Linked DNA regions of Homo sapiens: region 2 is linked to region 1. A link is a loop called in an ENCODE intact Hi-C map of the cell type or tissue named here. Cell type or tissue: PC-3. All regions are shown on one strand. Each heading gives the region's core, and the rest is flanking DNA. Links, peaks and the distances in the headings are about the cores only.

The links. Hi-C counts contacts between places; a loop is a spot of excess contacts. Peaks named below come from ENCODE experiments on the same cell type or tissue, not always from the same donor. Only the 100,000 strongest peaks of a DNase experiment are listed, where the experiment ranks them.
Region 2: it touches region 1 in a loop (2.1-fold over the local background); 2 of 110 quality-filtered maps call a loop at or near these places.

The regions. Positions count from the first base shown.
Region 1 is chr7:18,081,700-18,093,511 of GRCh38, reverse strand. It overlaps a transcript of HDAC9 not described here. Among named protein-coding and RNA genes, the nearest start is that of MIR1302-6, 40 kb to the left of the region's middle. RefSeq lists enhancers at 5,650-6,197, 6,198-6,746. In PC-3, for the core only: no CTCF peak of the experiment used is centred there; no DNase peak of the experiment used is centred there; H3K4me3 peaks cover 2,399 bases.
Region 2 is chr7:17,960,187-17,971,998 of GRCh38, reverse strand. It overlaps the pseudogene MRM3P2. Among named protein-coding and RNA genes, the nearest start is that of SNX13, 26 kb to the right of the region's middle. In PC-3, for the core only: no CTCF peak of the experiment used is centred there; DNase peaks (open chromatin) are centred at 2,468 and 6,208; H3K27ac peaks cover 2,388 bases.

The DNA of each region.
Region 1 (11,812 bases), core at 1,895-9,894:
GAAAATAAAAGAAGGCATGATACAGCACACTCTCTCACTCCTCTCTTTAACCCTCATCTTGCAGTATCCAGTTCTCTCAAGCTGAATGATGGAACCCAACAGCAATTGTAGCACTGACATCCACTTCAATGTGAGTAACAGGCTTTCCCCCTGGAAACTTCACTTACTGCTTGTGAGTATGGGATGTGTACTACAAGACTTCAGGCTCTGGAATCAGACCTGGATTCAAATCCTAATGCCACCCCTAGCTGAACGACCCTTGGCAAAGTATTTAGCCTTTCAAAGTCTCCACACACCTGCCAGGGGAGAAGGGAGGCAGAACTAGGGAAATATAAACTAAACTGCCAGAGTTTGAGATACAAAATAGATAAAATGTGTCTGGCAAAGTGCTTAGAGCACAGGGTGTGTTCAATAGTCCCCAACCCACTACATAGCACCCTATAGTCACTGGGCCACAAATATAGTACAATGGTCCTTAGCTCTACTCCTTTCTATAAAATGAGGGTAGACCACACTGCAGGCCTCCAAGTCACAGCGCTGGTTCCCTGCAAGGATTAGTGGAATCAGTCCCTTAAAAGTCTTTCATGCGTGGAATATATTTAGGGACTAATTAAGTCAATACCCAGACTAATGTATGTGTAGTGATTCATCTTTCAAAGGTTTTCTACTCCTTTCTTATCACTACCACTCATAAATGGACCCTCATTACCATTATTCTCCTAAATCCTGGAAGAGTTTTCTCTTCCAAGAAGTCATCATGACTTCAGTCACTTTCCAATTCAATCCCATCCCTAGAAGGCTATCATGCCTATCCTGGCCAAAAACTCAAACATTTCATTAAGCAATCATTTTTTCTTCTTTCCCTCAGCAGTGGACACCTGTCATTCTTTTTGGCAATGGACAATGGGACCCCATTATTATATGTGGAGAATCCTCTCTTTTATGATATAGAGCCCACATTCAACTGTAGAAGCTATATGCCAGCAGCGACAGCAGCAGTACCTCACAGGACAAATTCTGCAGAGGGATTTGGAGCCTTGTTTCTACTTGAGTGGCTTCAAAGTCAGGTCTGCTGACTTTACCAGAGGTTCTTTTTTTTAAAAAAAAAAAAAGAAAGAAAGAAAAATAGGGTCTTACTGTGTTGCCCAGGCTGGAGCATGGTGGCACGATCATGGCTTACTGTAGCCTCAAATTCCCAGACTCAGGTGATCCTCCCACCTCAGCCTGCCAACTAGCTGGGACTTCAGGCACACACCATCACGTTCAGGTAATTTTTTCTGCATTTTTTTGTAGCAACAGGGTCGCGCCATGTTGCCCAGGCTGATCTTGAACTCCTGGACTCAAGCAGTTCATCTGCCTTGGCCTGCCAAAGTGCTGGGATTACCGGCATAAGCCACTGTGCCCACCCTACACCAGAGATTCTATGAGCTAGTCAATGTGGTGGACATACCCTAAGCTGACCTCCAAGGAGTCATGCCCTTGTATAGCCTGATGTCACTCTCTCACTATTATATTATAGTATATAAGACTCTTTCTTATCAGACTGGAGCAAGAGAGACTTCCTTGCTAGCTTTAAAAAAGTAAGATGCCATGTTGTAACAGTACCTATGAGAGGGCCACATGGCAAAGAATAACAGCAGCCTCTAAGAGTTAAGGGCAGCCTCTGAATGACAGCCAGCAAGAAAATGGAGGCCTCAGTCCTACAGCCACTATGAGATAAATTCTGCCAATAATAGAAAAGAGCTTGAAAGTGGATCTTTTCCTATTGATCTTCTGTTGGGATTGCAGCCCTAGCCAACATGGGAGAAGATCTCTGGCCAGAGGACCTAGTTGAGCTATGTGTGGACTTCTGAGCAATGAAACTGATATGATAAAGGGGTGTTGTGTTAAGCTGCTAAATTTGTGGAAATGTGTTACACAGCAAGAGAAAACAAAGTCAATATCCTCTAATAAATTTATTTGATGCTTATATTAACTAAGTTAGTTTCCATGACTTGCTACTGAATACCTTGAGTGACACACAGACTATCCAAATCTTACCCTTTCAGTGGTCACTTCAAATTCCAGTCATCACTACTGTACTAGAACTAAACCAGTCCACACCCATCTCCTTCTTATCACAGCTTCTGTAGAGATGTGAAGAAAGTACCATTTCCAGCAACCTCAATGCTCCTCAAGCTCACCAGAAACACGTTATACTCTCTCTGGTGCAGCAAACAATAGATAGTAGTTTTCCTCTCTTTGAAGCTCTAAACAAAATTCACCATAGTAAACAGGAAACCACATCTGAACTTTTTTTCAGTACTTGATACTTAATGATTTGGATGAGCTCCTATAAACCATTTGTAATTTAGGGAATGGAAGAGTAAGAATATACATATTAGCTTAATGGAGAGCTCTTGGTACTGTCTGCTTATTCAAAAATACTTGCATAAGATTACATATTACCATTATCTACAGAATTACAATGCTTCCTTCTGCAAGCTGGATAATATATTCCACTGTTAAGTGTAATAATGCAATATCAGAAGTCTATCACTTTAGTGTTACAAATCATGTGGGCAATTATCCTAAAAAAATTCTAGTGGGATTTGAAGGAGAGGAGATTTGGTGAGATGAAGAAAAAGAACAAGTTTCTGTCCTTTTCTTTTTTTTAAAAAAAGTCTGATTTATTCAGATATGAGATCTACATGGAAAGAAATGACTAGATAATTCCATAAACCTTCTGTTCACTTTGATACCTGTAAGTTCGGCCAAAGAAGCAGAGCTGATGAGAGAAATAGACATCCCGACACCCAGAATATGATCTCTGACCACTACTGGCTGCCTCTGGAGTGAACACTCCATTACTGTCCCCCGTCAATACTCTCTCTTCCCAAAAATCAGGTTCTGACTTTTCTTGCCAGTGAGGCTGATGATCCTCAAGCTTGACAACTGTGCTGATAAACTTTAAGAACTGCTTTGATCAGTAAAAGGGCAGTAGGTAGTTGATAGGGTGAGGCCAGCAGGGCAGAGAAATATGTGGACTATGGATTGATTGCAAGAACAAATATTCTGCAGAGGTGTGTGTGCTTCTTTGTTTATTTCAGCAGTAGCTATTAGAGTCATGGTTCTCTCCCATCAACAGGCCAACAGTATGATCCATCCCCTTATGACTATATTGACTGATTTAAAATCTGATCTGCACATGTATAAAGATGACCACTTTAAAAATCTAGAAATACATAAATTTATGAAGTTATCATAAGACACAGGAGCAGCTTGCTCTCATAATTAAAATACAGGAAATATAGATGTTAAGCTCAGCTTCACACTGATTCACTATGGTGTAACGTTGGGTATATCAGTGTACCTGCCGCCTCCTTCCTAAAATGAGAACAATATGTCACCCTACTTATCTCTCAAATGTTTTGAGGAATCACCAAAAAGTGTAAGAATTATAATAACAAACTGGGAAACAATTGTATATATCTGCAGATGCATGCAATAAAAATTAAGTATGATGTCTATTGAAAGCAAAAGGCTTCAAGCAGTAAGAGCCCCCACCAACTTAAACAGTAATACAAATTGTATTTTAAAACAAACAAAAAAAAACCAATGAAGCAAAAATAAAAAGCCACATTTGGATGTAATAACAAAAAATGTCCATAACTACAATATTTCACTAATGAGAAGGTACAGATGCTACATACAGAAGGATTTTATGATGTCCATATGTTTCTCAAATGACTCTCCTTGTTAGCTATTTCTCCACATCTCTATTTAAGAATAACCTGCACCTTCCCCACTGAGTGTGTACAAATTATAATGTAATATGTTGTAATATTTAAACAAATTCAAAAAAGAAGTAATTCTAATAAAAAGAAAGGAAAGCTACATAAACCTAGATGTAGATATTAATAAAAATCTGAATTCTGGTGTCATTCAAATTAGTTAATTAAATAGGTTTATATCTGGTCAGCTGGCCTTAAGATTCAAAACTCCTAAACCTCAAATAGAATTCATCTATATCTTAAATATATAATTATTTATATATAGTGGCAATAACTTCATAAAACAACTCTTTCTACCATAATAACGGTTATGCTTAATTTGGTCACCAAACAATCACAAAAATCTATAAGCATGTATAAAATTACCTTTTAATTGCAAAAGAGCCATCATTATTTCTACAAAAGACAGCACTTTAATGTGCTAAACACTCTCTAGTCAGAGTGCTGGTCTGACTCTCCAATAAAGGCCAGCCCAACAGGCTGAACTGCAGAAAGAAAGAAACAGGAAGATCAAGGTTAAAAAAAAAAATCTGTCTCCTACCCATAAACTGGTATTTAATTTAAAACTCCTTAACTTCCTTCTGCACAACCTTATGTGCATCTAACCGTGTCCATTTTGTAGTAAAGATTATCAATTCACTAGCACAGCTAAGAAAGCATCTCTCTCCCTCTGGCTGGCAGTTTATCAAAGGTCAGACAGGATTGCCACCTTACATGCATCTGTTTAATAGCTAAAACATATATGAAAACACTAGCTTTTTCCCACACAGAAAATGGCATATTCTAAGAAAATGCTGCTCTTCTTCAAATGTGCCCCATTCAAACAAAATGGATGAGAATAAATTACAAGCAAGTTTTACAACTGACTAAATTATGTTGTTTTGGAAATATAATATTCTTATTAGCCATTTTAAACATAAATGGTTTCCAGAAGGAACATCAGTAATTTGATGTTTGGGGAATTAAATTGGTCCAAACTGGAACAGTGGTTTAAAAGGATAAGGAAGACTAATTATCTGTGGTAAAAGGCAAATATATTAAACAACAAATTTTCAGTCACAATAATTTCCATAATAAAAATCAAAAGTACGAAAAAGAAGGTCAAAAGATATCTTTTAAACATGATTGCTGATTTCTTAAATGCAACTTATTCTGTGCTGTTTTTAATTACAGGATTAGAAAGATTTCTGGGGCATCAGAAAACATCCAGGCCTTTTCAAATGTCATAAGGTTTTCTTTTGGGAGATTTTCAATGTTTTTTTCCTTTAATATGGGTTTTCTATGTACGTACTCCCTTTTTCCAGATTTCGACAGTGCCTGCAAGATTTGAAAACATGACAGTGCTCTGAATACTTGTAATTCCTAAATCTTACTCCTTATGAGAAATCTCAGCACAGCAAGAGTATTTAGTTGTATATGCATTGTTATACCATTTGGGGAGAAAAAAATTAACTCTTCGCTTTCTTTTCTGGTAGAAGTTAAACTTTTTAAGCCTTTCTTACCCCTTTCCCATATTTTACACACACACATACACACCCCACATACATGAAATAATGAATATATGTAGATATCTCATTTCTTATAGGATTTCAAAATGCTACAGTTACTTAAAGCTGAAAGTTCCTTTTAGGAGATTACACACACCTCCCTGGAAGAAAAAACAATTGACAGATCTTCCTGAAATTGGAGCACAGGAGACTCACTAGAGAATTCTCCAAGTCCACATCACAGGAACTGCATCCTCAGCTCTCCGTTGCAGGCCACCTCTCCTGACAACCGCGCCTCGGATCTGGAGAGAGCTCAGTCCCGCTCTGTCACATCACAGACACACAGGCCTGACACCAGCACCTCTCATTGCGGACAAGGGGATAACGGCTTCAAAGCCAAACAAACGCAGCCTGCTAGGCGCTCAGGGAACGCCCCCGTCCTCCGTTCCCTCTAGTCCCCACTGTGACACCCTCGTATGGCATCTAATTAACCAGTTTACCTTAATAAGCTTACGATTCATCACTCTCCTTCCACTAGTCAAGGAACTGCTTTATCTCCCATCCCATCCCCCAGCCTCCTGAACTTTTCTTAAAACCCAGGATTCTGATGTATTGACTTAAAACTGAAGTCCTCCACGAAACATCAAAGGTACCCCCCAATAAGCGTTGCTCCCCTCAAGCAACACGTTGCCAGTACAAACTTTTCATTCATAGCTCGGCTCCAACATAAACTGGGTGTGTTTGGGGGCGGGAGAGAATCACGCCACCGACCGCTCGCCTCAGTTTGCCTAGCCAAATGTCAGGGTCTGCATGCCACAAAGATGACCTAGCACCCAACTTCTGACGAAGGTTCCCTTAAACCCACCGGTCTCCGGGCTGCGAGATGCAAGGCAAGTGGCATCAGAGTCCGGACTGAGATGCTGTTAACCTGCGGAACCCGAGAAGGGAATACCGCGGCGCATCCTGAGGACCGGTGGCCCCCAATTCCCAGGGCTTTCCTCAAGCACCAGCCGGGGACTCTGCCGTGGTGCCACTCACCTCCGCCCGCTCCTGCTGAGGCTATCGCGCCCTCCTTCGCTCCGCGCTGGCGACCTCTTAACTTCTCCCCCTTCTCCAAACAGCCATCTTTCGAGGAGGAGAAGAGAATGGTGAGGCAGAAGCAAAAAGGGAATGAAAGTTGACTCGGGGGCCGCCGCTGCTCCTCCAGCCGAGATTTACCGGCCGCGGCGGGCGCTAGAGGAGGAGACCGCGGCGAAAGCGGCGAGAGCGGCGGGCGCGGCGCGGCCGGCTCGGTGCGCGCTGCGCGATGTGCGGGACGCGCCGCCGCCGCCGCCGCCGCCGCCGCCGCGCGGGGGGGGCTCGGGAGGGCGGCAGCGGGCGGCTGCGAGCTGCGAGCTGAGCGGGCGGCGGCGCGCGGAGAATTTGCTAAAAATAGCACTTCTTGGGGAGGGAAGTAGGGGACGGAGGTGGGAGGAGAGGCTCGGCCGGGAGCCCCAGCGCCGCGGAGGCTGGGCGGGGCTGGGTGGGGATAGGAGGAAGGACCCGCGGCGAGAGCGCGGGCCCAGGCGCTGGAGACCCGCAGGGCGGGCCGGGAGGCGCGGGCCGGAGGGGATTACGGACGCGGGAACACCTGGGCGCGCGGCCGACGCGCTGGGAAGGACGCGCGGGAGGCGGGAGGGCAGCGAGGACATCCCGGGGTGGAGCGGAAAAGGGCTCTGGGCTGCACCAGCGTTTTTTTTCCCCCCCAGGGGAAGGACCAGGGAACCTAAGACGACTTGGGATTTCTGAAGCGAGACATGCCCACGCGAGGCGCGGGGTGATGGTCAGGCGGCGGCCGTGACAGAGAACGGTGCTGGGGAGAAGCCAGGCCGCTGCCTCGCCCTCTCGCGCCCCCCGTGGCTCGGGGAGCCCCGGCCGCTCAGGTGCGCGCCACGCAGCGCCAGCCCGCCCCAGCTGAACGACTTCTTTTAAAGAGGAGGTAGCATTGTGGGGCGGTACCTGGAACGTCCCCACAGATGCGTGGAGCTTGAAGAATCATTCAAGGGAATTTTAAGAGAAAAAAATGCTACATTTGGGGTTTGTCAAATGGGAAACGTGAGGGAATATGGTGACTGCTGTTGGAAACATGACTTAGGTATGCCGCGTTTTAAGGCTGAACAGAGAGGACCATTCGCTCTGAAACCAACCCTGAAAGAAGGCAAGCAGAGTTAGAAGGGCCGAGAATTAACGAGGTGATCTCCTTCAGTGGTTAGTATTCTTACCTTGGGGATTTTTTTTCTGCTATAAATGAAGTCTATACTAGCATCACTAGTAGCTGTAGATTCCTTTATGAAGTGTACAACAATAAAATATTTTTTTAAGTGTAATCCTAAACATACTTGGCTAAAGCTAACAGTTGATCACTCAAAGAGGCTAATATTTATGGTGTATGTAATTTGACCATCAAACGAATTAAAGCTGGTGTCTCTGCTTTCATATTTATGGTTTTCCTCTACGTCAGCTAAAACACAGCTAAGCTTATAGATTAATTATATGGATGGAAAGATCAAGAAAGACCTAACCCAGTACCCTCATTTTTAGAGGAGAGAACTCGGATCCATGGGAGTAGTGTGATTTGCCCAAGGTCTCACAGTGGCAGAGTTAAGATTAAAATTTAGGATTAGGGCCTAGGCCCGGTAGCTCAAGCCTATAACCCCAGTACTTTGGGAAGCCGAGGCTGGAGGATTGCTTGAGCCCAGGAATTCGAGACCACGCTGGGCAACAAAGTGAAACCCCCATTTCAAACAAACAAACAAAAACCTCAGGAATAAAGCCAGACTACCAATTTCATAACAGCAAGATAACTCGAGAAAAGGAGTGGTATGGTAGCTGTACTTTTAAAATAGTTCAGCATTCTTAGGAGGATAAAAGTGTATGATGGCTAGATTTATCCCTCACTTTGCTCTAATCAGGAATTCACGCTGCAGGAGTGGTCAGCTAGCTTTAAATAAAAATTTAAAAATAAAAAATAATAAAGATACTCCAAAGGCTGTTGGTGCTAGAGCTTCTGCTTAACTTTCTATCCACACTGAGGATTCTGTTCGTTAGCATGACGAATCGTAGTAATGGGTTCTCATTTCATGGATGAAATTGATGATATTGACTCAAGTAGAGATATTTCTGATTTGTATATATGCCAGATATAACTATCTAGTGACCTTTCACCCTTTACCTTTCAAAATGGAGTTAAGAAATGGTCAAGTGTCCAGCCTTTAAGTTTTTGGAGGGTTTTTTTTGTTTGTTTGTTTTGGTTTTGGTTTTTGTGGGGGTTTTTTGTTTTGTTTTGTTTTGTTTTGTATTTTGAGACAGGGTCTTGTTCTGTCACCCAGGCTGGAGTGCAGCTGTACCATCAGGGCTCACTCTAGCCTTGACCGGGGCACAAGTGATCCTCTAGCCTCCCAAGTAGTATCTGGGACTAACTTTTTTAGAGACGAGGCCTTACTTTAGTGTCTAGGCTGATTTTTTTTTTTTTTTTTTTTTAATGATTCTGTTTGCCTACCATTGACTTTAAGGGGAAAATTCTCCCTCTATTGTCTCTCAAGAAACCTTTCATGTAAAGTATGGCTGAAGCACATAAAAGGAAATGCCCCTGGGATTTCACTGGGTATCTAAAACAGATTTTGTGTAATAAAGATGTATATGGCAAAATTTGAATTGAAACTTATTTTCACCTTTTAGGGTGGTGATACCAGGCATAGTTAACCTTCACTTAAGTCTAATTATTTAAGTATCCCATGTCCAGGTCATTTCACAAATGGGAGCAGTCTTCCTCATCATTCTGCTAGACATTTGAATGCTGACTTTGAGTAAGATACATGCTGCGTGCTACTAGAGACTCAAATTTTTAAATTACGATTTAGTTGAAAAGATAATTTATCTTAAAAGTTTTGGTTGGGTTGGCATGTTCTCTGTTCAAACCTATATTATTGCATATATGACACTATATTATAATTTTTTCCTGGTTTTAGTCTCTTGTCAACTGAGCTCTAAGAGGACAAAGATAACTCATTCACATTTTTTGTAGTTTTTTAATAGACTATTTTTCAAAACAGTTTTAGATTTACAGAGAAATTCAGAAGATAGTACAGTGAGCCTTGAACAACACAGGGGTTAGGAGAGCAGACCCCCTGCAAAGTTGAAAATCCACATATAACTTTTGACTCTTTAAAAACTACTAATAGCCTACTGCTGACCAGAAGCCTTCCCAAAACATCAACAATTAACACACATTTTGTATGCTATATGTATTATATACTGTGTTCAAACAATAGTCTAGAGAAAAGAAAATTTTATTATGAAAATCATAAGGAAAATATATTTATTATTCATTAAGTAGAAGTAAATCATCATAAATGTCTTCATCCTCTTCATCTTCACGCTGAATAAGCTGAAGAGGAAGAGGAAACGTTTGTCTTGTGTCTCAAGGGTGGTTGAGGTGAAAGAAAATGTGCATGTAAGTGTATCCATGTAGTTCAATCCTGTGTTATTCAATGGCCAACTGTATAGAGAACAATATACATGCATACACACATACACACATACACACACACACACACACACACAATTTCTCCTGCTATTCTCATCTTTCTTTAGTATGATACATTTTCTACAATTAGTGAACTGGTATTGGTACATTATTAACTGAGGTCCGTAGTTTATCAGATTTCTTTTTGTTAGCTTTTACTAATGTGCTCTTTCTGTTTAAGGATCCCATCTAGGAGACCACAATATATTTAGTGATCATGTCTTTTTAGGCTTCTGGCTGTGGCACTTCCTCAGACTTTCTTTGTTTTTTATGACCATGACAGTTTTGAGGAATCCCAGTCAGATATTTTGTAGGATGCCCCTCTGTAGTAATTTGTCTGATATTTTTCTCATGGTAAAAATAAAGTGATGGATTTTGGAAAAGAAGATTATAAAGTTCTATTTTCATTACATTATATCAAGGGTATATACTAGGCAACATGGTTTGTCCCTGTTGATGACGATCTTAATCGCCTGGCTGAGGTAATGTTTGTCAGGTTTCTCCACTGTAAATTTACTCTTTTTCCTCCCCTTTACATACTGTATTCTCTGAGAGGAAGTCATTATGCGCAGCCCACACTTACGGAGCAAAGATATGACCTCTTCTTTTAGGGCAGAGTATCTACATAATTTATTTGGAAGTGTTAGTCATTCACTTTTTATTTCCAAAGATCAGCACAGAGCCCTCAACATAGTAGGTTCTTACTACATGTGACGTGCAAGAATAGGATTAAACGGAATTTTTCCCCTCAAGAAAGTTTATAGGATCTGGATGTCAGCAAAATGGTGAATAAGACTTTCCAGTGCTTGTACTCCTGCAGAAACATCAATCTGAACAACTATACATGCACAAAAATACACCCCCAGGCCATCTGCTGTGGTCCTATACACCAGTGAACCCACAGTTCGGGCCTGCTTCAGCAGACCTTGGGTCTAGGCCTATCCTGGTAGACCCCAAGCTCCAGGCTAGCTTTCATGGCTTCAAGTACCAAGCCAACACCCATGATCCTTGGCTCCAGGATATAACCCAGAGACTCAGAATCCAGTAGACCCCAATGTTAGGCCAGACCTCATGGACTGAGACTCCAGAACCAAACCTGCCGACCCAGGCTACAGACTGGCCATAGTGGACCCAGGACCTAGGCCTGCTCCTGCAGACTCAGCCACAGGGCCACCCCAGTGCCAGACCAGTTTCCAGCCCCATCTTAGTGCCTGCCCATCCCCTGCAGATTGAAGCTCAAAGCACACAGCAGTAACAGGTCAGTCCCTATAGACCCAGGATTGGGGCAGGATCCCATGGACACAGGCTGTAGGAACACCCTCATGAACACAGGCTCCAGGGCCACCCCCGTGGACTCAATCAACATGTCCACCCCAGTGGATGCAGACCGCAGGTACAACCCCATAGACCTGGGCACTGGGGCAGCCTCCCTGGGAAATCCAGCAGTAACTCTACCTGTGAACCACACCAGAAAGCATGCCAGAATCTCTAGACAGACTGACTGGTAAAAGTTTTTCCAGATAAAGTGTGTCTGCAAAGATTTTAATAAGTCCCTATTTATTCAAATTAACAGACACCAATACATACCGATAAGGTTCAAGAAAAATCAGGGAAACGACACCACCAAACAACGGAAATAAAGCACTAACTAATCCTAAAGAAATTGAGATCTATGAAATGATTTACAAAGAATTCAAAATAATTCTTCTAAGGAAACTTGGCAAACTTGAAGGAAATACAGAGAAATAATTCAATGAAATCAAGAAAACAATAAATGATGAAATGAGAAATTTAATAGAGATTAAAATTATCTTTAAAAATCAAATCCTAGAGCTGAAAAACATAGTGAATGAAATAAAAAATACAATAGAGAGCATCAATAGTAAAATTGATGAAGAAAAAGAATCTGTGAACTGGAAGACAGGTTATTTGCAAATATATAAGAGGAGAATATGTAAATAAGAGGAGAAAACAGAAAAAAAATTGAA
Region 2 (11,812 bases), core at 1,303-9,302, 120 kb after region 1:
CTCAGAAAACCCAGAATCTCAAATATCCTTGATAGTTCTGAAAATCAGGGTATTCATGGAAAAATTATTCATACTAAGATCTATTCTGCACGATAGAAGCACAACTTTGATGTAGAACTATTGCTATGATTTTAAAATATTATATTTCTCCAAAAAATTCGGTTAAAACCTTCATTTTTATCTATTTTCTTTTGCTTTATTCTGTCGGCTTAATGAAACCAAGAATGACAAGATACATGGAAAACCTGCATCTCAAGCCATGATTTTATTCCTAAAATCAAATCTATTTTTAACAGATACCGAGAGCCAGGGACTAATTTTTACACAAAATTATGCATTCATGGAAAAACTGTGAATGAATCTACTGCTTGTTAAAAGAACTAAAGTAAGTGATGGTGTAAACTGCCACCTAGAGTTGAGATTTAAATTCAGTTCAATATCTAATATAAAAATGACCCTATCAGTCCAAGATTTTTAAATCTCACATATTTAACATGTACACCAAAGACCTTCACTATAGAGTCCATTTCATCCTTTATCTGTAGAGTCTATGTCTCTATAAATTTGGAAGTTCTGCAAAAAAAAAAAAAAAAAAAGGTTTTTATTGAATGAGTACAGTACAAGATTACTAGAAGTAAAAATGTTATATATGTTATTATCTGTTGGCTATATTTTTTAAAATAGTCTTTGGGAAAGTATATTTAATATATTAACATATGCAAATTATTCACAGACAAAAGGTCAAATTATTTAGAATGTCTTATGTTCTAAATTCCTTGAACAAAAATATATTCAGCCTGGGCATTGTGGCTTATACCTGTAATCCCAGCACTTTGGGAGGCCAAGGCGGGTAGATCACTTGAGGTCAGGAGTTTGAGACCAGCTTGGCCAACATGGTGAAACCCCGTCTCTACTACAAATACAAAAATTAGCAGGGCATGGTGGTGTGTGACTGTAGTCCCAGCCTATTTGGAAGGCTGAGGCAGGAGAATTGCTTGAACCTGGGAGGCAGAAGTTTCAGTGAGCCAAGATCATGACACTGCACTCCAGCCTGGGTGACAGAGCAAGACTCTGTCTCAAAATAAAAAAAAAAGTATATATTATATTATATTATATTATATTATATTATATTATATTATATTATATTATATTATATTCAGCCCAGCTCTTTCAATCATAACCTATTTGTCTTCCTGCTTCACTTACATATACACTGTGGGTCAGAGGCTTTTACCACTCAGTAGGATCACTGTCATAACAGTTCACTGTGTGAGCTACTCAAATTTAAATAAAACAGTAAATTGCTGGGCGCAGTGGCTCACGCCTGTAATCCCAGCACTTTGGGAGGCCGAGACGTGCGGATCACCTGAGGTCGGGAGTTCGAGACCAACCTGACCAACATGGAGAAACCACGTTTCTACTAAAAATACAAAATTAGCCAGGTGTGGTGGTGCATGCCTGTAATCCCAGCTACTCGGGAGGCTGAGGCAGGAGAATCACTTGAACCCGGGAGGTGGAGGTTGAAGTGAGCCGAGATTGCACCATTGCACTCCAGCCTAGGCAACAAGGGCAAAACTCCATCTCCAAAAAAAAAAAATTTAAAAAAAATTAATAAAATAAAACAGTTAATTTGTGTGAGGTCTAGAAAGCTAATATCTCACCTCCTTAACTAGGTTACTCTAAAACCATACTCTTGTCAGAATCCCTAAAATTAATGGAGTAGCTATAAAAGAACCCAGACAGTTTCAAAAATTGAGAACAGCCATTCCTACCCCAAATTTTCACCCAGTCACAAGTAGAAAAAGGATTTCTACATCTAACTACTCATGCACATCATGGATCAAGCCTTAAGTCTGTGTGTGTATGTCATGGCAGTGTTGAGCTTTTCTGGGTCAAGCAGATGGGTCTATGAGATGAAGATTTAGAAGAGAGCCAACGCTAATACGTCCTCTGAAAAATTCTACTTTGTCTGCCACCTGACTAATTTATTTTATTTATTTAGTTAGTTTTGAGACAGCGTTTCGCTCTTGTCACCCAGGCTGGAGTGCAGTGGCTCAATCTTGGGTCACTGCAACATTTGTCTGCTGGGTTCAAGCGATTCTCCTGCCTCACCCTCCTAAGTAGCTAGAATTACAGGTGCCCACCACCATGCCTGGCTAATTTTTGTATTTTCAGTAGAGGTGGGGTTTCACCATGCGGGCCAGGCTGATCTCAAACTCCTGACTTCAAGTGATCCTCCCGCCTCAGCCTCCCAAAGTGCTGAGATTACAGTAGTGAGCCACCACACCTGGCCAACTACTCGAATTCTTAACCCTGGCTACGTACCTGGTTTATGTTTAAGCCTGTCAGAGCATGGAAAATAGGTTGTTGACTCTTTTCTGCCAAATATAATTTCCTACTTCTTTCTCCTCTAATAATTCCTCATTCTTATCCTCCCCACCCACTTTCCCAGGGCAAGTTTATTATCCTCATTTCCTCCCATAAAATTCTGTTTCAACATTCCTTTCCATTATCTCTTTGTAACCCCCATGGCCCAGTCCTCTGAGGGAAAACCTGTGTTTAATCCTGTCTGTTTCTATAGCTTCCTTCCATCTCTTCTAAACTCTTCCCATGTCTTTGCATCTCTTACAGTTTCCTCTGTGAAGCTCTTGCCTTCCACTGCTTCTATAAACAGCCAAAATGTAGGCAAAGCAAGCTTCCTCCCTATTCCCTAGAAATTTCTACACGTTAAACTGCATTCTTTTCCTCCTCATTATTTAACACTTACACCTTATTTGCTCAGTCAGCTTGCCAACACATACCTCTGCATCTCCTCTGTTTCTTCTGTCACTTTCATGAAGCCATTTTTGTCTATTTTAGAGGATTTCTATCCTCATTGCCTTTGTGATTTTCATCTCCATGCCCAGTCCTAACAGTGTCTTACCATTTATGTTGAAATACCTTGCAACATGACTTGAGCATTCCCCGTGTGAAAAGGATTCTTCTGCATGCTTTGCAGTTTGTATTACTTTTTCCTTTAAAAAAGCTCCATGAGAGTAGCATTCTTATTGTGCTCATTTTACAGATAAGGAAAGCTATGCAGGAGTTCAAGTAACTTGTCCAAAAGAAAAGTCAGTAAGTGATAAAGCTGGAATTTGAAACTCAAAAAGTTTAGAATCCAGAGTCCATAGATTTCGTTACTAGGCTATACTGCTTTAGCTTTTCTTCCTAACTGCTTTTACCCAATGCTAGCCATGAACCTCAAAAGACATGAGAAAACATAGATTTAGGCTGATTAAAGAAGGGTTTAGGAAGTCATCTCACCTTTTGCAGTGAAAAAACACAACGGATCCAGGCAGCACTCTTATATAATAATAATTTTTTAAAAATGGTAGAAAGGATTTGGAACCAGGCTCCTGGAATTTGATTCCAGGCTTTACCACCTGTGTAACTTTGTGTGGTTATTGATCTCTTAATTTCCCTTTGTGTGAAATGGAAATTATATCTGCCTTTAGCCAATATTATGATTCTAATCCAAAGTTGTGACTCTTTTTTTCTTTTTCCTTCTTTTGTACTCCCAATTATGCCTCTTCCAACCTAATACTGTCTTTTTGTTGGCTGTTGTTTGAACTGATAAAGATCCTAAGCCCCAGGTACAATCCTTTCCTCCTCTAATCTCTCCTTACGGTTCATTCTGGTAAATTTTGACTCTTGCTAAAGACTGCTAAATGTCAGGCTAATTTTCCTGATAGAACTCGCTGGAATAAATGATCTAACCCTTAGAGAACAAAAGATATTTTCTACATGAAATAGGTGATAAGTGCGAAAACTGCATGTTAATGTAGGGCGACGAGATAAATTTTCATAGCCCTCATAAAACCATATCAATGAAACATCTGTTCAGTCTATATAATGGGAATATGTTCTGCCATCTATCAATCAGCGTATCAACTAGCATATGGACTATTTATATATGTATATATATATATATGATATAGGTTATAGAGTTTGGGAGGTATTAGATGATAATCATGCAAACTGAATGCTTAGCACGCTGCTGGGCACATAGTAAGTGGTCAATAAATATTAGCTATTGTTTGCATTGCTGTTCTATAAGTGAATCTATATTTAATTATTAAATGTCTGACTAATATTCCATGCAAATAAAAATAATTAGACATGCCCACTAGAGAAGCAGACACAATTCTGCTTTCATAATTGTATCTTTTCAGATTGATCTAATCGATTATACTGCTCACACACTGCTAGTTATAATTCACTTGAATTTTGATTGACATTAGCTTTTCTTTAATGCTGTAGTCTGAATGGGGGCCTCAGAAAAAAGTCTATGAAGGGAAACATTAAGCAATACTAATATTGTTTGTTCAGTATGTAGATCACAGATGATTTCCATACTTCAATACATTTGAGAACACTAAAAATACGCTACAGGAAGGTGCATATTATTGGTATTTAAAAAACAGAAAATATGGGGGATTATTTTAGTGTGTATTATTGCTCAATGTCATATACCAGCATGGGCAAAGAAGAAAGCCAGGGACTGGTCTGGTAAGTGAAATGAAACTATGGCAGGCTTTCTAGTTTTGTCTCAATTCTAGAGACAAATTAGGGACAATAGTAAGACAGTGACATTAATAATTATAATTCCTAATAAGGAAGTGGCATTAAATGTGGGCAGAAGTTTCAGAAACAGTGGTGCACAAAAAAGTCATATCCACAATTGTTCCTGAGAAAAATCAGAAATTTCCCACAATCTTGAGGGAAGCTAAATTGGGAAACAGACGGGTCAACTGAGTAATGTCAATAAAAGTGGTCAGGGAAAAGCTGAATTCAGATGAACTTTTCTATACAGTTTGCCTTCTAAGATAACGGCTTTTATTAATCTGGTCATATAAGCAGAAATTTTACCACGAGTATAGAAATACCTTAAAGGTACTGTTCTTCCCGTGAGCCCTAAAGGAAAATTGTGGATGTTTTAAAAAGACACAGAGAAACAGAGTTTCTCAGAGCCACACAAGTACTCAGGAATATCATGAGTACCGTGGAATATAATGAGTGGCCCTGGGCACATTGCTAAACTCTCTGTGCCTGCATTTCCTTGTCTGCAAGACAGAGATAATAATAAACCTATCTAGGTTTTTTACTATCTAGAGATAAAGTTGCCTAGATAATTTCCAAAGATTATACATGGAAAAACACATAGAACCATTCTAGAACATATTATTTTGCTCATTAGATGTTAGTTATCATGATCATCTGTATTTAAATTTAAAAGGGTAAAATGGGTCATCTGAGTACTTTTTCCCTGGAAGCCCCTTCCAGTGATGGTAACTTTTTTCTCTTTCTTGAGACAGGGTCTCACTTTGTCACCCGGGCTGGAGTGCAGTGGCAGGATCTCGGCTCACTGCAGCCTCGACCTCCTGGGCTCAAGTGATCCTCCCACCTCAGTCCCCCAAGTAACCTGAACTAAAGGCATGCGCCACCACACTCAGCTAATTTTTTTAATTTTTTGTTGAAATGGGGTTTTGCTTGTCCAGGTTGGTCTCGAACTCCTGAGCTTAAGCGATCTGCCCACCTTGACCTTCCAAAGTGCTAGCATAGCAGGCGTGAGCCCACGTCCGGCCCAGGGGTGGTAACTTTAAAAATTTTCCTATTCTTGTCATGGAATAATCATACCTTTACCATTTTTTTTTTATCCTGAGATCATTAAAGACGTATCAGTAGAAATTGCTCTAATACTAGTGGAAAGGAATCAATAATTATTTTCTTCTTTAGATTTATTCCAGTCTAAAGATTTAAACCTACATTTTCTTCTGTTAGCACAGCTCCTAAGGAAATTGTACTAGTACTTTATGTTTGAGAAGGCCTTGATATTTTCAAAGCAACTTTGAAGAGTAATTAAACAACATCTCTATGAAGCAGGTCAGTACTTTCATCTTTCAGAATAGGTAAACAGGACACAGAGAAGTAAAATAATAATTTGCTTTAGGTCATGAACTAGCTCATCATTTGAAATTACTTCCTGTCAATTAACTAGTCTGTGGTTCAATCTGACAGGCCAAGCTACAACAAATAAAATATCAAAATACTACTTTGTATATTGTTATATATTAGTGAGTCATCAGTGTATCCTGTCCTTCACAAATCAGAACTTTGCATCTCATGTTCTGGCTGCTTCTGTTGACCTTCCTTTCCCAGCCCCTTTATTTTTCTAGCTAATTTTAACTCATGCTTTATAATGTGACTCATGTGGAATCTCTAAGGAGACTTGCCTGGCCTTGCTGTCTCTTTTAGAGTCTCCTACTCATTGTTCACAAAGCATTCTGGGTCCCACCACATATCTCTATCATGGCACTAACTAGACTCTATTATGATAAGGGGCTTTCTGAGGAAAAGGAACATTTCTTTTTTGTCTTTATATTCTCTAGCATAATATCTAGCACATGATATTTGCTCAGCAAATATTTTTGAATGAAAAATGCATATATGGGATATGTATTAGTCAGGATAGGAGAGGATGTGCTATAATAACAAACACATACTAAGTTTATTCCTCACTTAATAGAAATGTCTAACATAGGTCAGAAGAAGGCTCTGCCTCCATAACTCAAAGATGCAATCTGACCAGACTCTACCACCTTATGGTGCTGCATTTTCTAAAGCAGATAGACTTCTAGATTGACACAAGGAAGGAGAAAAAATTGCTGGAGGAGTGCACACGGAAAGTGAAATTCACTGTGACAATAATTTCCATTCAAAAATCATTGGCCAGAGAACTACTCACTTGAGACCTGAAACAGATAATGTCTGTCATTGGCTTAAATCCCTGATTGGCATGTGTTCAATGGCCAGCACCTGTGACTCTTCTTCAATAGCTTCCATTTGGGTTACTGGAGCCCCTTTGCATCAAGAGCCAGAAATGCCTGGTGCATACTTTGAAGTGGCTGTTGATTTTTTTTTTTTTTTTGAGACAAGGTGTTACTGTGTCGCCCAGGCTGAGTGCAGTGGTGTGTTCACAGCTCACTGCAGCTTTGACTTCCCAGGCTCAAGTGATTTCAGCCTCCCAAGGAGCTGGGACTACAGGTGAGAACCATTATGCTTGGCTAATTTTTTGTAGAGATGGACTCTCACTATGTTGCCCAAGCTGGTCTCGAACTTTTGGGCTCAAGTGATTTGACTGCCTCAGCCTCCCAAAGTGCTGGGATTATAGGCGTGAGCCACCGTGCCTGTCTGTGGCTGTTGATTAGAGACTGTTTTGTACAGGAATATTAGCTCAGCTCCCTTGCTTCAGGTTGGGATAACTCTGAGAAATTGTTTTCCCTCCAAAATTCTCTTGTAGGATCTTCCTAAAGCCTACCATGTGTGGGACTTTTGCCTTGCTTGGCTTTATTTCATTCTCTGTCTTGCTTCTATCACTTCCTTACAGTCTTCCTTGAGAATATTTCCTTAATATATCACTTGCATATACATTCTTGTCTTACAGATTGGATCTGGGAAACTTGACCTAAGACAATATCACCTAACTAAAAGGTGGACAGGGAAGTTTTATGCAATACGTTTCCAGAAAGAAAGAACAGATATAAGTGAGCGCTATAATGTCTGCCACAGCATAATAAAAGGCAATTTGGTGATTAAAGAAAGCTAGCTAATTCTAGCAATAGGGACTGGACACAGGAAAGGAAAGGCAGGATAGTGTGGGAAAAGCATCACTGAGAAGAGTGACTTCACTGCAGGTAAAAAACTGAGGAAACCAAGCTAGTAGTCCAAAATGCAAAGTTGAAAGAAGCCCTGGTCTTGGTCCTAACAGGAGTCATTATTTGAGAAGAACCAATTGTGCAGTAATTATTAGAGATGACAGGTAATGCAAGGGGTCCATGTCATATCAGGGTATAAATATGTACAAGGAAGTGTAAGTACCAGAGGAAGTCAATTTGATGGCATTCTGGTTCTGAGTTATTATTTTAAAGCAGGTCCTTAGTTAACGACTAATAGTATGGGGAATTCCGGAATAGGATGTGGCCTTTGGTAGGAAAATGGTAGTAAATTCTATGCAGGGCCTCTGGGTATTGGAGAAACAGACTAGAGGCTCTAATTTTGGTGGAGTACTAATAGAGAAAAAAATCCCAGTTGAATGAAGTGGGCAACACTGTGAGGGTAGAGGTAGGCTGCACTTGATGAGCACAGTTTTGCCCAAATCTCACAGATGGTCTGGGTGCTGGTCCTGTAGCTGCAAGATTCATCCCAGATGCCTCTGGCTGATTTTTCTTGCTCTGGTGAAGTCAGCCTTCCACTGGATAAAAATCCCTTTGGCAATAAGAGCTGCAAAGTAAAATATTTTCTCTTAATGCTTCTAGATTTTGAGTCATAGTTAGAAAGGATTTCCCTACATTCCTGTTTTATTTTATTTATTTTTTTGATCACACAAATAAAACTTTTCAATGTAATCTGCTGGTTCTACACTTTATTTTATTTACCATTGACCAATGATCACATGTGAGTGACTTGGCCATGACCTATAACCAGTGCTCGATGATTGCAAAACACCCACCAGCTGGTGGAGCAAATTCCTCCCTGCCCGAGATGATGCTTTCAGGAGCTTTCTGGGCACGAAATGCTTCTCAGTGGACAATTTTTAAAAACACACATACAGAGCCATGTGGATCCCCTATTTGTATTGTCACCAAGGAAAAGAATAAGATATAACCTCAAAATCAGTGAAGAGATGGGGGTTCTCAGGAAGGATTTTGACCTGTTATTTCTGAGGAATAGCAGAAATTTATGGAAATTCTGATTTTTCCTATAACCATATGATGGTATCATGCTTACCTGTTGCCTCCTGAACATGGAGGCCACAGTCACCAACTGAGAGGCCACAGTTTCCGACTCTGCCAGCCTCCTAACGATGTGCCAGCATAGGGGGAGCTGGAGATGTCCTCAGCAGAACTCACTTTTCTGTCCCCTCTCCGTGGTAACTCCTGTCCCTGCTCAAGTGTTCCGCCCTCACCCGCAGTTGTCTTTTCCCTTCAAAAAACAGGATGCGTGCAGCCATGGCTGAGTTGAGGCTGTCCACTCCAGGTGCAACAGGGATCAGCAGCCTCTTGCCCGCAGGGCTCTCGGCAAACTACAGAGATTCCAGGATCATGCCGTAGGTCACGCCACCAACCATTACAGCTGCTGGTGCCTCTGTCCAGTCCAAGTCATAACTCTGAACCTCAATAACAGGCAGCAAACCTTTACTGGCTCCAGTTTCTAGACCTTGCTTTTCTTCATACTTGTGAAACTTCAGGAATCGCCAATCCTACACCCAGCCATGGTCACTGGCTTTATTAGACATCTGAGCCTGAGCATAAAGGCTTCAGTTGTCAGCCACACAGACCTGGGTGTCAGGGGGCAGGTAATTTGGCACTGTTTCGTTTTCAGATTATCGATAATGGGCACTTGGAAATGTGCACCCATACCCGCCTGTAGCACTTTGGGCTCCCAGGCATCCACACATCCTTTCAAAGTGAGTAACACTTTGCTGCAGCCTTCCCCAGCTGGAGATCTCAGAATTGTCCCCAGGTTCCCAGGGTCGCAGAGATTGTCACAAATCAATAATAAAGGCAGTGAGTGCTAAAGCTGAGTCTTTGGATATGTCATGTTAGCATGGTCAGGTTTGGCAAAAATCCCCATTATTCTCGTGGCATTACTAGGTTGGACCAATCCTTGATGTCCTCGAATTTCATCTTAATGAAGCTGACACCCTTCAGCTTATCGATGAGCAGCTTCTTTATGTATTATAGATGGCTAGAGAAGAAAACTTTCAGCACAGCTCCAGCCTTCAGATCGTCTGCAATGAGCCTGCGACCTTTCGGCAGTATCTTCCCTTGCTTTTCCCGAAAAGGCCTGGACTTAACTAGTGTCATTACACTGCAGGTTCTGTGGCATGAGGAATTTGAAGAAGGCTGCAAGGCTGCCTGTAATGGGTATGATACCTTGTTTCTTAAAATCTTCTTTAGACTCTGAATATCCCTATGAATATAAGGTGTTAATTTACATGATCAGGCTGAGAGAGACCACCCAGGGAAATATGTGGCCTTCTATCTCATAGCTTATCTGCATCAGGTTTTTCCATCGACAGAGTGGGTATGATGACAATGTATCTTCCTCACTGAGTTTTGAGCAACTTTTCATTGAGATCACCTATATACAGTGTCTGGTATGGGATCATGTGTGTAGCGGCACTGACATTCATGTCTTAAATGAACTCATTCATGTTCTCTTCTAGTAATTATATGATTTAATATTTTACATTTGGATACCTGATGTGTTTGGAGAATTGTCTTTTGAATAGATGAAGTATGGATCTAATTTTGTCTTTTTTCAAATTTTTTTTTTTTTGTCTGAGACAGAGTGTTGCTCTGATGCCCCGGCTGGATAGAGTACAGTGGCGGGATCACCATTCACTGTAGTCTCAACTTCCAAAGGCCCAAGTGATCCTCTCACCTCATCCTCCCCCGTAGCTGGGACCACAGGCACATGCCACCAGGTCCGGCTAATTTTTTTAATGTTTTGTATAGACGAGGTCTCACTATTTTGCCCAGGCTGGTCTTGAACTCATGGCCTCAAGTGATCCTCCTGTCTCAGCCTCCCAAAGTGCTGGGGCATGAGCCACTGCACCTGGCTCCAAAATTCTAATATTTGAATACAATTTTTGTTAAAGACTATCATTTCCCCCCAGTGATACAAACTTCCACATCTATCATTTACTAAATTTCTTATGTGCTTGGTTGGATCTATTTCTGGACCTGGTATTCTGTTTTATTGGTCTCTCTATTCCTGCATCTACACTCTACTTTTTTAATTATAGAGGCTTTAAAGTATGTTTTATGTCATGTAAGTCTACTTCCCACTCATTAGCTTTTTTTTTTTTTTTTGAGACCGAATCTTGCTCTGTCACCCAGGCTGGAGTGCAATGGCGCAATCTCGGCTCACTGCAACCTCCACCTCCTGGGTTCAAGAGATTCTCCAGCCTCAGCCTCCTGAGTAGCTGGGATTACAGGAGTGTGCCACCATGCCCAGCTAATTTTTATATTTTTTAGCAGAGACGGGGTTTTGCCATGTTGGCCAGGCTGGTCTCGAACTCCTGACCTCAGGTGATCTGCCCACCTCAGCCTTCCAGAGTGCTGGGATTACAGGTGTGAGCCACTGCGCCTGGCCAGCTTTGTTTTTCTTCTTCTTCTTCTTCTTTTTTTGGAGATGGAGTCTCATTCTGTCACCCAGGCTGGAGCACAGTGGCATGATCTTGGCTCACTGCAACCTCCAACTCCTGGGTTCAAGCAATTCTCTTGCCTCAGCCTCCCGAGTAGCTGGGACTATAGGCACATGCCACCATGGCGGGCTAATTTTTTGTATTTTAGTAGAGATGGGGTTTCACCGTGTTGCCCAGGCTGGTCTCAAACTCCTGAGCTCAGGCAATCTGCCCACCTTGGCCTCCCAAACTGCTAGGATTATAGTCGTGAGCCACTGCGCCTAGCCTAGCTTTTCTTTATTTGGAGTTTCCCTTCATATTCTTGCATGTTTATTTTTCCACATGAATCTTAGCATTAATCTATCTTCATCAAATAACAACAACTTCAGAGTATCTTTACTGGGATCACATTTAATTTATATATTAACTTGAAGGGAATTTACGTCTTTATAATATTGAGTTTTCTTTCCCAAAGAGAAGGGATGTCTTTCCATTATTTCAGGCCTACTTTCTGCATTTGAATATTTTAAGGTTTTTCTTACATAGGTTTTGCACAGTTTTTGTTGATTTATTTCTAAATAT